Regions from separate parts of the Homo sapiens genome. Here region 2 is linked to region 1. Evidence: chromatin loops called from intact Hi-C (ENCODE). Cell type or tissue: natural killer cell. All regions are shown on one strand.

Region 1 (8,000 bases):
TGGCATAGAAGAAACAAAAAGGAGAAACCCCATCTCCTGAAACTGCCTGGATGGGTAATGAAGCCATTGTCCTCATCCAAAGCAGCCATTATGAGAGGTCCTGGATGCTGCTTCTAAGCAAGAAGGAGGAATGGGAAACACCCTTGGACATTTTGATACTGGGTGTCTGGATTGGTCCTGCAAACCTTGCCATGGCATTTGGAATTGGGAAAGGCTAAAACTCTTGACACTGGCTTCTCTCATGCATTTCTCACTGAGGGAAATCCTATCTCTCATATTCATAATACAGTCTCTGCAGACAAGCTCAAAAAGAGCTGTTTCCTGTGTTTGCCTCTCCCTTCCCCATCACCTCCCCAGATACTTTCCCCAAACACACACGCACGTGGTGCCCAGTAAAGACAGAGAATGGTGGTACTAAGCTCTTGGGACTGAGCGCTGGCCCTATTCTGATCCTGGCTTGCTCAAGAGAGGACTGATTCTGGTAAAAGCTTGGAAGGTGTTATAGACTGAATATTATTTTCTGGAGACTCTGCAGGACACGGGTAGGAAAGTGTGGGGGTTTCTTCAGTTCCTATCAAGCACTGCCTCTCCTTGTTGACCTTGCCCAAGGAAATGAATAAATCCCATACCCTCCAGCTTCCATTTTCTTCCCTTGTAAAACGAGGATGGCAGTTGACCATAAAAACCCAGAGACAACTGCCATAAACCCCCAGAGCTGCTAGTTGAGACAGATTAGAGACCATTCCGGCACCATCTGCAGTGTTTATCCTTGGCTTACCACCTCTTCCTTCTCCAATTCCTATTAGTCTCATGCATCTAATGGTCACCCAAAGATGGAATTTTCTTCACATTTCCTGAAACACTGTGAAGGCCTGATCAATGAACGAATCTCTGAATCAATGAACAGACACTGCAAGAGCTCCTTGGCATAACACTGAGAAACCTGAAACAGTGGGAGGATGTCTAGGCTTACATGGAAGCCAAAGATGTGTTCACACACACACACACACACACACACACACACACACACACAGAGCGAGAGAGAGGGAGAGAGAGAGGGAGAGAGACAGAGCGCGTCCTGAAGCCCTTCACATGAGAGGGTGTCTTGATTCACCTGTGACTGGTCCTGTACCCTTGAGGAATGCTGCCCACTTAGCGGGGAGGCCTCTGGGCTGCTGCTTTCCTGACTTTCTATTTATATCAGGCCAGACCTGGGCAGGAAACAGATGGCACACTCAAATTGAGTAATTTGAGAAGAGTTGAATAAAGGGGCTATTTACAAAGGTGCAGGCAGGATGTAGGGAAACCACAGGGGTAGTGTAATAAGTAACAGCAACTTGGCCACCCTAGGCCTCAAGGGGTCAGGAGTGGTGCAGTCACCAGAACCTGTAGAGTATGCCCTGCATGTTTAGCAGCACCTGAGAAGAGCTGTGACCATGTGTCAAAGGATACAGCCAGCCCAGAGGTGATCCCCCAGGGCTCCCACACCTTTTCTTCCCTCTGATCTCCTACCTAGGATACCCACTGGCTAAACCCAACTAGAAGCCAAAGAGTAACCAAGCCCATTGATACCGTTAGTGGCATAGGGCAGAGTAGAAAAGAATCACGAGTCGATTTAGAAAGGCAAACTGAAGCATCCAGCATACTAACCTAACTAACACTAACTAACATAACTAACACTAACTAATAGTGTTAATACATAACACTATTTAGAGTGGGGAGGAAGACTGGAGCTCTGGAGCGACTCTGCCCCATTCTTGCCATGTGACTCTGCACAAGTTACTTAACCTCTCTGTGCATCAGTGTCCTCATCTGTAAAGTAGGCCTAACAACACTAACCTCAGAACTGTAGTAAGGATTAATGTTTCATGTATCTCCTTCAGAGATAACATACAGGCCGAGCGCAGTGGCTCATGCCTATAATCCCAGCACTTTGGGAAGCTGAGGCAGGTGGATCACTGGAGGTCAGGAGTTTGAGACCAGCTTGGCCAACGTGGTGAAATCCCATCTCTACTGAAAACACAAAAATTAGCCAGGCATGGTGGCCCGCGCCAGTATTCCCAGCTACTGGGTAGGCTGAGGCAGGAGACTCACTTGAACCCCGGAGGTGGAGGTTGCAGTGAGCCAAGATCATGCCATTGCACTCCAGCCTGGAATACAGAGCAAGACTCTGTCCCCCACTAAAAAAAAAAAAAAAAAATTAAAAATTAAAAGGGACAGAGAACGTAGGTGAAGCACTTAGCATATAGCAGGCACTCTATGAATACTGAATCCTTTCTTGTCTTCCTTGTCTCCTTCCTGTCCTTTCTCTCTTCTTTCGTCCTCTTCCTTCCTTACCTCTCTGAGGTAAATGTGTGGGGATAGGGTCCTACACTTTGTATGTGACACTATTATATGCACTTGATCATATTGCCTGATTGATAGTTGAAAGGCCCTTTCCTTCCTTGGAGGCTTCATAACATCCTGGAAGTAATCCGCCCAGTCTTGGAGCCTACAGCAGTTACTATGGTTTAAAAAGTTCTTGCTGGGGTGGTTGACATGGTCCTATCTCTTCTCATGGGTGGTTACAAGGTTACTAGAATGTTTGCTTTATGCATTTTGAAGCTGTATATTTGTTTTATGCTGTTGTCTGTATTTGTTTTAAATTTAACAATTTAAGAGCTTCAGAAATATTTTCAAAATTTCATATAACCATGAAAAATAAAAACTTTTCATTGTCTGCTTTCTCCTTGTTTTTAAAGTGCCTGCTCCTTCCTCTCTACCTCCCTGTGGTTAGGATGGATCTGAATTATCACCAGGTTCTCAACAAAAGGCCTTTGAAAAGATGATATTATTGGTGACGAGGGGACCTGGGAGCACTTATTTCTTCCTGGTCACATATTTCTTCCTATTCACAGATGCAAGAAACTCAGGCTGGGTCTAAATGCTTTTCCTGAACGTACACCTGGGACAGCTATAGGGGATGCTCCACACCCCTGTACTTTCCTTGCATGGTTCTGTGATGCTTCTTAACTTTTGCCAAAATCCCTGCCCTTCAATGTCCAGTTTGATCTCTGAGCAAGTGGCTTCCTCTCTTCTCTTTCAGCCTCTCTCAGCCTCCTTAGAGGTCCGAGTGCCTGTAGTGTGGGACTCCTGTTCTCTGCCAAGCAGCTCTCCCACTGTTTCCAGGTTCTGTCCTCAACACTACTTTTAAGCAGATGCCACAGCAGAGTGGAGAAATGCTTTTCAAAGCCATTCACTTGGCATTCTCCCTTTCTATTGCAATGTAATGTCTCTCTCCATCCTTCTTTCATCCTGTGCTTTACCAAGGGAACAAAAAGCTCCCCATGTCTATACACTCATCAAGACTCAAAGTTCCACAGTGGCAGGAATGGTATCTTTCCATGTTTTCATAAGCTAAATTGCCTGTCTGAGTAGTTGACGCAGAATAGGAGCTCAAGAAATGGTTGTTGAATTGAACTGAATCGAATTTTCCTTCTCTTCTTGCCTGCATGAAAACCATCTATCTCTTCAGCCTAGCCTGATCACTCCAGTGGACTGCAAACTAGGAAGAGCGCTTTTGCCCTTTCTGGGAGTTGGTATTCATATGGCAGCTGCAGCAGCATGTAAAAAGGTGGAATGGGAGGTAGAGAGGAAGGAGCAGGCACTTTAAAAACTTCTAAGGCTCATTTGTTTTTAACATTATAGCTTTTCTCTTTCTTCTCCTTAGCATAAGACGCTTCTGCTGTCTTGTAAAGGATCTCACAGCTGATCCTTTTTGCTTGTATTTGCTTATTTTGCCTCTGGAACAGTCGGAGACAAACTCCCAGCTCCTTCCATTCCCCACCCACCAAACCTGGCGCTGGAAGAGCAGGCGTCCCGGTGCTTTTGATGCTTTTACTTTTGCTAAAACTAGGCAGGGCCTGGAGATGAGAGAGTGAGCTCGGTCATTCAGCTGCTGTGTGCCTCACCTTTCCTCATCCGCAGCTGGGTAGCTAGGAGTGACCCGTAAGAAATAGTGTGTGCTTGCTACTGTTGGGATGAAAAGTTCCAGTGTGTGAAACGTGTGATTTATGGCTCTGAGGCATTCAGACCCAATTCCTGGGTGAGAGCATCCAAAGCAGGGGCCTCTTGGCCCCTAAGTTACAAGGTGTCTTCCCACGACTAATCAGGACACAATTAGGCCAAATCAGCTGCTTTCCTTCTCCCTCCAAGTTCCAAAGTCCAAAGGCTTTCCTGCTGACTGACTGCAGTGGTTACTTTACAAGGGGAAGGGAAGGTGAAGTAAAAAGGCAGATTCCCTCTGGAGGCTCTCTGCTGGCTCTAAGGATGCCTCCCCAAACACCACTGTAATATCTACCCTTTCTTCTCTCCCCAGTTAATGCCACCCTCATTCAGGCTCCAAAACTCAAGTGACCCTAAAAAGCCCATAGCATGGAGCCACTGGTAGCACCCTTATCTCCTGAAGATGAAACTACAAGTGTTTGCAAATAAATACTCCCCGCAGCAATATGTATCAAGAAGGACATCGTACTTGTCCGAACGCCCAGTAGGAGGGCCTTTTGCCCAAATGAATGGGAAATCATTGGCCCAATTAACATCCTGTGATCTTAGATCTAAAAATGACCCGGAGCCGGGTAAACAAGGTGACGTCAGCGGACTGGGCAGTGAACGGCTCTCTACTGCCACCTCGAGGAGAGTGTCCTCAATGGCGCGGCGGCTCCGGGCCCAGGGGAAGCGGACCTGGGACGGCTGGAAGGGAACTGGGGGAGAACTGGCCGGCGCTGGAAAGGCGCGGGGAAGGGAAGAAACCCACAGAGGGGCAAGAAGCTCCTCCGTGACCTCAGCTAGAGGAAAACGAGGGCTGCGTAATCCGGGCCATTGGGCGTTACTGCGCTGTCCCGTCTGGCTTCTGATTCCTGGGAGCCTTCTTTTTATAAAAGGAGTCAGACACCGTGAACTCTTGCCAGAATAACTTCTAGCTAAAACTGGGCGGGGACACAATCCTCAAGGCTGGGCACCCTTAATGAAAGCAGTTCCCAGATTTCCAGTCCTGGAGGGAGAAGCAGTGGCATGGCCAGGCTAATCGCAGAGGGCTACAAGATTTGGGGTTTTGCTTCGGGCTTCGCTGGGACTGGGGCGGGGGAGGGAGTGCAGGGGTGGAATAGCCCTAATTTACTTTCCCGTCAGGCTAATGCGAGAAGGAGGCTGCGGAGCTTTCTGCAGGACACAAGCAGCATGCTGGGAGATGCCCCAGAAATGCGCTGGGCCCGGGGTCGGGGAAGGTCAACTGCGCATTATTGCTTTTCCCCTGCAGATGATACACAAAAGGAAAATGAGTTGGTTTTTAACTTGATGAAAACAAACACAAACTCATTTTACTTTTGGATCAGTTTTGCTGCGTTACAAACCACCTCAAAGTGCTGAGAACCAGGTAGGGGAATGGAGGAGGAAGGGTTCTCCTGGCAGAGAGAGCCGCGGGTATGAAAGGTTTTTTCTTGCAGGGGAGAGGGAGGTGAAAGAAGGCGAGTGGTGCTAGAGCGCGGGGGAAAACAGAAGAGCACACTTCCCAGGGGTCAAGTAGGGCCTTGGGAGTCACAAGAGAATTCCTTCTTCATTCTAAAAATAATGGGTTTGGGAAGCCAAAGGTGGAAGGATTGCTTGAGCCCAGGAGTTGAAGACTAGCCTGGGCCACATATTGAGACCCCGTGTCTACTAAAATAAATAAATACATACATACATAATTTAAAGGTTTTTTTTTTTTTTTTTTTTTTGAGACAGAGTTTCACTCTGTCACCCAGGCTGAAGTGCAGTGGCAGGATCTCTGCTCACTGCAACCTCTGCCACTGGGGTTCAAGTGATTCTCCTGCCTCAGCCTCCGGAGTAGCTGGGATTACAGGCGTCCGCCAGCATGTCCGGCTAATTTTTGTATGTTTGGTAGAGACGGGGTTTTGCCATCTTGGCCAGGCTGGTCTCAAACTCCTGACCTCAAGTGATCTGTCCACCTTGGCCTCCCAAAGTGCTGGGATTGCAGGCGTGAGCCACCACGCCTGGCCTAATTTTTGTATTTTTAGTAGAGATGGGGTTTCACTATATTGTCCAGGTTGGTCTCGAACTCCTGACCTCAGGTGATCTACCTGCCTCGGCCTCCTAAATTGCTGGGATTACAGGCGTGAGCCACTGCGCCCAGCCAACTATTTAAGGGCTGTATTGGTGAGAAGGTTTTTTAGCTACATATAACAGAAGACCCAACTAGAAGTGACTTAAACATAAGGATATTTATTATCTCATATAACAAAAAGCAAAAGACAGGTGCTTCCAGAGTAGTTTGGGGTGGTCAATATTGTCATGAAGGATCCTTTTATCTTCACTATCCTTAGCCTATTGGACTTGTCCTTAGGTTTGTTACCTTATGGCCACAAAGTAGCTGCCTCAGTCCCAGGTATCGTATAGACATGACTCCATCTAGCCAAAGAAAGTTAAATTTTTTTTCCTCGCAACTTTTTACAAAGGAGGAAAACCTTTCCCAGAAACCCCCAAACAGACTTGCCCTCAGGCCCTGTTAACAAAAAAAAATTATTTAATGATACTGGTTAAAGCACAGTAAGGAAGACTTTATTCAGGACCATTGTCATAGGTGTAGGGACTACTGAAATGGGATTTTCCAGTGCAAGTGAGATTGAGCTCAACTCTGACAGCAAGGGCCACTGGGAATTTAAGCTAAGAAGCAGGGTTGTGGTTGGGGGGGCAGTGGATGGAAAATTACTAAGAGAAAACATAAGCTGGACACAGTGGCTATCACCTGTAATCCCAGCACTTTGAGAGCCTGAGGTGGGAGGCTTGACGCCAGGAGTTCAAGACTGGCCTGGGCAAGGTAGCAAGACTTCATCTCTACATAAACTAAAAAAATTAGCTGGGCATGGTGGTGCACGCCTGTAGTCCCAGCTGCTCAGGTGGCTGAGGTGGGATGATCGCTTGAGCCCAGAAGTTCAAGGTTACAGTAAACTACAATCGCGTCACTGCACTCCTGACTGGGCAACAGAGTGAGACCCTGAGAATAGAAAGGAAGGGAAGGAAGGGAGGAAGAAAGGAAGGAAAGGAAGAAAGGAAGGAAGAAGGGAGGAAAGAAAGACCAAAAAAAAGGAAAAGAAAAGAAAGAGAGAGAGAAATAAGGAAAGAAAGAAAGGAGAGAGAGAAAGAAGGAAAGAAAGAAAAGAGAGAGAGGAAGGAAGGAAGGGAGGGAGGGAGGGAGGGAGGGAGAGAGAAAGGCATCCGAGTGGGTTAGGGGAAATTCTGGCTAAACTGACCTGACAGGATTCTTGTTGAAGGCAGCCCATGGTTATCAGTTATCATCTGGAAGATGATGGAGAATGAGGAACTCAGTCAGATATTAAAGGCGATCAGACATTGAGAGTGGGATATTCTTGCCAAATTGACTTAGCGGGGTTTTTGCTAAAACTGGATTTTACAAGGAAGTATACAGATGGGCCTAGGAGAAAGTTCAGAAGGCTGACTAGAGTTTGGCCAAGCAGAGAATTTATGTCAGCCTCACTGGCCACAATTAGGTTATGTGCCCAAGGCCTAGTAGAAGGAACTAGGGAGCCTGTCTCATAGAAGGAGTTTTCTGCCAGCAAGGAGGGAGGGAGAGGGAAACGGTCTTTTGGAGAGGCAGCAAAAAGTGTGCACTATGAGGGTGTGGGTTGATATAATCAGATATGCAGTCTGAAACTGTTTCTCTGGCTGCCAATTTCTGCACATTGCACATGCTAGCACCTCTACTGGCTATAGCTGCCGCTATCCTTTTCTGACTAGTTCCTACACACCATCCTTGAGGTCTTAGGTTAAGAATCATTTCTTCCTGGAAGCCACCTCTTACTCCTTCCACACTTGGTTAACTATTCTTTTATTATATTTTTTCCTATTTTTTTTTCCACTCTTGAGACAGAGTATAGCTCTGTCGCCCAGGCTGTAGTGCAGTGGCGCGATCTTGGCTCAGTGCGATCATGGCTCACTGCAATCTC
Region 2 (8,000 bases), 390 kb before region 1:
AAAAAAAAACCCATTGGCTCTATCCACCTATTTTTGTTTCTGCTCTGCTAATAGTATCTCTTCTGTCTCCCTGCCAATGGCTTCAGATCATTTTGGAGTACATTTCTCCCCATTAGGACTTAGGCACTCATTTCTGCAAAGAAGGTATGAGGTACCACTATGAGGTATTTCAGAGTAAAGGCTCATGGTAATGCTTTAAGAGCATGCCTGTGATTCTTAGAAACTTCTTCAGTTCCTTAGAGATTTTGCAAGAAAACATAATTTTTAAAGAGTCAATTATTCAGACTTCTCTAGAAATATATTTTTGTGACAACTGCCAGTATCATATACTTCTAAAATCTCAGGGGATATTCAGAAGCTCCACTCCTATCACTCTTTAAAATCAACGGGAATCACAACTTTGCTAGAATTTTACAATGCAAAAGGTCTTCAGGGCTTACTCCTTTTTTGATTAAGCCCAGTTTTACTTGAAGATCAGTTTTCAAAATGAATAATTACTCATATAATTATTTTTGTTTTATATTGAGAACTGAAACAGCATTATTTTCCCTTAGACCTTGAGCTACATGATGGCCTTCATATGTTCTTGTCCTTTAATTTCTTAATACTCAAATTACAAGCAAACTTTAGAAGTACAATGGTCTAAAATTAGAAGTCAAGGATTTAGGATACCAGTTTGGGTTATGCCATCAAGAATTTATGACTACTCATATACACTCTCTAAACAGAGGAGAGCAATTACACTGCCTATGTGTAATATATTGCATTAACTAGATAACATCTTTAAGGCTAATAAAGTCCATTAGACTAAAATGAACTTCAGAACAGGTACTGTTGGATCCCTATACCTCAAAAATAGTAAAGTTTAATAACTGTGGTTGAATTCATGAGTAACTAATTTTGATCTCATCATTGTTTTTCTGAAAGCACAGAAGAAAAAAATGAGTTAAATGAAAAGTTGACTTTAAATGTTAAGGCAGCTAAATTTCACATTCAGCTTTATTCTCCCCACACTGACTGAGGGTGACATATCTATTCAGGTAAGAGAGTAGAGAGGGCTGAAGAGTCAGGCCTGAATGGGAAAATGTCAGTTGTAGGAGCCTTTAGTGTATTTTTATATAGTGCTAAGCACATGTCTTGCCCACAACATGCATGCTATATGTACTTGTTGATTCCATTGGACAGCACTCAAAGCCACAGCATTGGCATCATGATTCTTTGTAATACAGATGGTGCCTTTATAAGAAATGTTGACTTTAAGCAGAACCTGATTGTACATGCCCATGGCTCAGAAGTCCTCTTTTGTAGGTCACGAAACTAGATGCACATGAAGACAATGGATTCCATGAAGAGAGAGAATAATTTCACGCATATGCTGAAATATCTGGAGTGTTTATGATACTAATTTACCTTTCTAATCATCATTCTCCCCTCTACAAAAAGAAACATGTTCATTAATAATATCCAACATGGATTCTACAGAGTTTCAGGCCTGTGAAAAAAAGGGCCCTCCTAGGGTGAAGTATAAGGCCATTTCTAGGGTCCAGAAGTCTGAAGAAGGCCACTCAGAGAAAACGGTCCCAGCATTTTAAATTATTTACTCAAAATAGAACTATGTTTAATAATAATATTTTCGTTAAATGTTTATAAGTAAATATATTTACCTAAATGTACAGAAATTAGTGTTAACACTCTTATTTATGTAGTACCCAGGTAATCAGAAAGCTCAATCATTATCAAATTATTTTTCCCCATAAGCAAGACTCTAAAATAGCAATAGATGCTCACAATGATAATCATTCACACTAAAGATTCCAATAGACCTCCTGAAGAATTTTTGGAAGTAATTGTTTTGGGTGTATGTTTAAGATTAAGTTTATTATATTCTAATGCTTACAAAACTAGTCATATGTACAATACGTACACATGGACACTAGGTTAAACAGAAAAATTCAATTAGTGAAAAATTCCATTTACTACTTGTTACATAGAATCAGACATTTATTGTATCTGCTGCTTTCTCAAATTCAGGCATATCAGTCACTGTGCTCCCTCTCCTGAAAGTCTTTCCCTATCAGTCTATTATGCAATTCTCTAAGCCCTAAAATTCCCCTCAAAATGCATGAGTTAATTATATTCTATCCTTTCAAACATGTCAACAGTTTCTGTGAACATCTTTTAGGTAATATTTTACTAATATTAAAGTTTACTATTGTTAAATATGGGAAAGTTAAATACATATTCATTTTTAAATAGATCAACAGAATTTTTAATTACAAGGAATTGAAATTTCTAAAACCCGGGTTTAAATGAGTCTAAGCTGTTCAAACTTAACTATATATCTCATTTTTTCCCCATATGTATGATACCTAAAAATATATTTTAGCTTATTTTTTAAACCAGCATACATTCAATTTCTGAAAACAACTCCAAGCTTTGATAGTATCTGATTCATCAAAAGCTTTGTCATTCATCGAAATGATTTTACTTACAAAACATAAATATCAACTTTATCATTAGGGAATGTTTTGTTGAATAGCAATATGAATTCACTGAAGGACATATATCATTTTACTAAAATACTTTGTAAAAATTTACAAATTAGAACAAAGTGATCATCCTTACATGTTCATAAGTTACATAAGAAAATAATATAAACTGAAATTAATTTTAACATAAGCTTCTGAAAGAGAATTGCAAAAATAAAAATGGAATTTATCTTGTCATATCTTGGTGTTCAAAATATTTTTAAAGAAAGGATAGACAGAATGTTCACAGATGACCTGAAGAGCCTTGCCTTAAGTGATGATTTTTTCCTATTCAGCTAGCTATTATAAATATGCTAAAAACAACAGCAAGGACAAAAAAATGCACATAATTAAACTGTCATTATGCCATCAAAAATAGATTTTATATGAACATATAATATTACAAGTGTTCAAAAATAAGTTGATTTATACTTTGCTCCTAGTAGTTCCTTTAAAAACAAATAATTTTTTCAGTAGCTGACAATGCACAAAATAATTACTAAGAGCATGTGAGGTTCCCAGCAAACTTTTTTGCTTATATAATTCTGTTTCCTTTCACATCCACCAAATGGGAAATGGAATCATATGTGACACTAATAATTCTTCATGAAAAACATCATTCTGAACATACTATTGAATAAATGTATTCATATATACATACACACACACACACACATAATATGGATGATAGAAAGTATAGGCATGTATCTCCTATTTATATGATCCAAATGTTCTACAACCCTAAAACCTACATTTCCTTTATCTTCAATAAATATATATATGCATCTCTATGTATGATATGTATAATACATATAAATATGTATGTTTTAATTTGAAATAATGTATTCATTTCACAGCTTTAGATTAGTTCCAAAAATATGGTTCAAAAATATAGAGTTTACAAATGTACCTAATTGATACAAAGAGATCAGCTCCAAAAGAGTAACAGTTTAACCTATTCCCTTCAAAATACGTTAAGATACTCATACATTGCCATTAGTTTACTTTGTTATCTCAAATGATAAATAAAAAGAATCTAGTCTTTCCTGAATTTAAAACAAAGATAGAATTCTCAGATTTTCATATTAATTTGAGTAAACGATCATAATACAGTTTCTGGATAATTAATTTGAGCAATAAGACAAGGGTTGCTGAATTTCTGAATAGGCATTTCTAGAGATAGGCTTAACTCTATTTTGACTTGAACCAAAAAACTAGTTTTATTTAGCATTTTGCAACTCTCTGAACTAAACACAATAATTAGCAGGGAAAATTTTTTTAATGTTCACTTGACCGTTAAAACTGAATGAATTACAATTGTTATACCTAATATGGAGTTTATTCTGGATGTGTGGAGGGTGTGTGTATGTGTGTGCAAGTGACCCACTGAAGTAACAAGCACTCTGCTGCTTGGGAGTGGCAAAAGGTGAGTTGCTCTAAGAGTACAGTACTTACATCCTCAGTTCTGTGTCGCCTAACAGAAACTACAGTATGTTTCAAATCTTTTTTCTTAAAGAGAGTTATAAAATCACTCTTTGATAGGTGCTACAATTTGGTTCAAAGCCTCCTAAAAGTTGAATGGCAATGTTAAAACCATTAAGCACTCAGCTCCTGAACATGGAGAAAATTATGCTTGTATAGCAACTAGGACTTCCTTCTCAAGATTGCAGCAGCAGTCAACATTAACAATGGATGATTCTTGTAATTGGGGTGGAAGGCTAGGGTGGGAGAGGAAAAGAAAAAAAAGTTTACATCATATCTTTCCCTGAGATTACCTAAAAATTTATACTTCATAATTTAACACCATAAAATTACGGCTGTCAATACTTGTTTGGGGACACACTTTCAAATACAAAATGGAACTTAAAAGAAAGATAAGCTACTTAAATCTTAAAAGGGAAACTAAACATTAATGGTAATTTTCTCATGTATCACATTTCAAAGAAGAGCCCTTACAGTATAAAGATTCCATGAGTTCGTGACAGCTTTATTCTTAGACCCACAAATCGAGCCATTGTTATGCTCTGAAACTGTAGGAACTGCTGCCACCTATAGGATCTGAACAACAATGGCAGTGTTTTACTCAGCAGTACCCTCTACTGGGGACAGAAATGTGATGAATGTGTAGGCACTTTTCTTAACAGCAGGTGGCCTCACTTTTGCTACAGATTTACCTCAAAAATGTTGGTTTAAAAGCTTTTTCATGTTTTGTAAAATAAACTCCAACTTCCGCCTGAATCTAAAGTTGCTAGGTGATCTGAGATAGGAAAAAAACCCACAACCGTGAACTCTGAAAATTCACTTCCATAAACAGTTTCACAAAGTTGTTCCCCAGTTGCTAATCTAATGTCACTTAGTGCCATGCCATACCAACCAAGACACAAAAGAGAGGTACTCTACTGAGACTCCCTGCATAAGGGTGAAATTAAGGAAAGTTTTTATTGAGTATAAAATGTCTGTTACCATAATTAGTCCCATCTTTCTAGAATTTATTACACTCTGTAATATAAAGTAACTATAAAGATGCCAGTTTCTTGTGGCATTCTTAGGTAACTAATATTAAGCAAGGTTATACATTTTTAAAGATATTTACTGTTGAGGATTAGTAAACTCAAACATTTAAGAATAGCAATATGTACCAAGGATGTCAGCAAAATTTTCTTAGAAAAGAAAAGCAATTGCCGGGCGCGGTGGCTCACGCCTGTAATCCCAGCACCTTGGGAGGCCGAGGCGGGCGGATCACGAGGTCAGGAGATCGAGACCATCCTGGCTAACATGATGAAACCCCGTCTCTACTAAAAATACAAAAAATTAGCCGGCGTGGTGGCGGGCGCCTGTAGTCCCGGCTACTCGGGAGGCTGAGGCAGGAGAATGGGGTGAACCCAGAAGGTGGAGCTTGCAGTGAGCCGAGATCGTGCCACTGCACTCCAGCCTGGGCGACAGAGCGAGACGCCTCTCAAAAAAAAAAAAAAAAAGGAAGAAAAGAAAAGCAATTAACTTTTATATCTTTTTATTGCAACCAGAAAATGACACCTTCCCTTTGGTTTTATTCCATCCATACAAATTAATTAAAATAACTAATGCCTTTATTATTGTTAAAGATTTGAAAGCATTTTAAATGTTAACAAATAAAAGGTGTTATAACCAAGGGCAGAAGGATTTCAGCATATTCAGAAGCCAAGGTAAAGTAGGTCTATAAACTAAAGAAAATCTTGTAACAGAAAATCATTCAGTCAGAGTCAAGTAGCACTCATACTATGAAAATAAAAAATATTATCCACCATATTGCTGTAGACATGCCATCAACTGATGATATTGCAAAGGCTAAACTCTAAACCTATATCTGTAATCACAGCAAATGGTGGCAAGAAAAAAAATATATAGACTTAGAACAAAACAAAGAAACAAAATAATACCCAATTCAAAGCCATGAAAAAGCAAATAAAATTATTATTGAAATGCTGACTATTGCAGAAATATTGGGTGAATATTTCAAAATGTAGCCAGCTATCCAGATATTTATCATGTTTCTTTAGAAAAAAATTAGGATTTGTTTTTAAGTATATTCAGATCTTTGGTCACAAAATCACAGATTCCTAGAAAATATTTAATATACATTGCTTTTAATTTTACACATTAAATCTATGGTACATATAGGTATTTTTTAGGGCCACTGAAACAAATTGTCACTGCAGCCTTACATACGCTGTTTGCCACTGAAATCTTAGAAAGGAATGGACATGGAGGAAGTACCATCCGTCCCTTTGTGTGAAGTAGCTTTGTTAATTCCATGAGTTCTCACACTACTGCCTTTCACCTGTGACCAAGCTTAGCCTATACCTGTACCATTGTGAATATGCTAATAGTCCTGAATTTAGGCCTATCACCTTCCTTCTTTTCTTTAAATATCTTTACATGTCTGGCCTGGCACCATTTTCTTCAAATGACTATTCTTTAGTGCGAACAAAAGCTCTGATGGACTCTTCAATTCCTTTCATAGTTAAGAAATGGCAGCTAGGCAAAATGGAGGAATAGAAAAAGCTAAATGTGCTCAACCAAAAATGTACTATAACCTTATAATTCTAGATAACTGGGCTTTATCTTAAATCTATACTTTTGAGATTTATAATTTTTTCCAGCTACCTACACAACTTATTTTTAAATTGTTTATTGAGTTACTGTAGTTTATGTTTTTCAGCTTTAAACTGTTTTATCAATTTCCAAACCAGGGTGGGGAAATATGGTTTAAAAATAGTTTTAACTTATAATAGGGCTTAGCAAACTTATTTGATACAAAGTTGTATATAAATATCATTGTACTGAAACCAATACACCAGACTTATATAGATCCACTGGTTCTCAGGGTGGGTACACCTGTACACCCCAATCCTGGACTTCTCCAAAATTTCTGATAACATCATGGGTTTGCTCTACTATGAAGTGCATGTTATTAGATCAAATCTCCAAGCTCCTATTAACTCTATAATGAACTACGGCAAACTGAACTTTTGTTGTGTGTTTTCTAAAAGATAGTGATTAAATACATAGGTAGGCAGATATAATTGTATGTGGTAATACATGCCTACAATGTTTTTCAAATTTTGTTTAAATAATTTTTAAAATTTTCCTAAATTCTCTATATCCTCATAGTAATGATGTCTCTGAGACTATAACCCAGAACTACCATTGATATGACTGTATAAAAGCTTTCTTTCATTACTTCAGTAATAAGCCATTTGGATAATAATAATAGCTGGGATATAGCACCCACCATGTGTCATGTACTAGGTGCTTTTTATTCATAAGCATTGATCCTTAGACCAATCCTTTGAGTTATTATCCCCATTTTACAGATGAGGAAATTGAAAGACAAGTAAATTACATGGCTTGCCTAAGACCACGAGGTCTGTGGATTACAAATTAAGTGCTCTTTCTGTTAAGCAACTGTAGATATAATTTAATTCAATTCCAGAAAACAATATTGAGCTACATGGAACATATGATTCTAAGCATTTTTTTTTTCACAAAGTAATTTAGTTTATAAAATTAGGTAACTCAAAATCTCACAAACATATAAAGTTTTTTTTTACACAGTGTAAAAACACCTTTACACATTTTTAAGAACCCTAAAACCCTGAACATGACAAGATTTAATATTTCACTTATATTCTTGATATATGTTAATATCATCACACAATAAAATGAACACATTTCACAGCAAGAAAAGGACTCAGGAGCTAGAAAATTTAAATAGTTGATGCTACAAAGTCACTATGTATCCCATTTTAAGAATATGTTATACTATGCAAAACTGTAGAAGGACCACATATTGATAATGAGTGGGATCTTTTGAATTTGCAATAATCTTTACCTTTAAGAAATTAATAATCTCCTACTACTTTTTTTTTTCCAACCACATGCTTTCACCACTTTAGTAGTGTCTTCATTTTGAAAGCACTTGGAATAAACAGT

Evidence for each region. Peaks named below come from ENCODE experiments on the same cell type or tissue, not always from the same donor. Only the 100,000 strongest peaks of a DNase experiment are listed, where the experiment ranks them.
Region 2: it touches region 1 in a loop (15-fold over the local background); 19 of 110 quality-filtered maps call a loop at or near these places.

The regions. Positions count from the first base shown.
Region 1 is chr2:44,084,033-44,092,032 of GRCh38, reverse strand. No RefSeq gene overlaps it. Among named protein-coding and RNA genes, the nearest start is that of PPM1B-DT, 81 kb to the left of the region's middle. In natural killer cell, CTCF peaks have their summits at 4,455 and 4,654 (motif pointing left); a DNase peak (open chromatin) is centred at 4,652; H3K4me3 peaks cover 434 bases; H3K27ac peaks cover 356 bases.
Region 2 is chr2:44,476,206-44,484,205 of GRCh38, reverse strand. The region is part of intron 3 of CAMKMT (calmodulin-lysine N-methyltransferase); the gene reads right to left. LOC124907758 (a long non-coding RNA gene) reads right to left here. Exons shown (of 2, transcript XR_007086302.1): 1 at 1-8,000. Among named protein-coding and RNA genes, the nearest start is that of CAMKMT, 120 kb to the right of the region's middle. In natural killer cell, CTCF peaks have their summits at 4,406 and 4,607 (motif pointing left); a DNase peak (open chromatin) is centred at 4,615.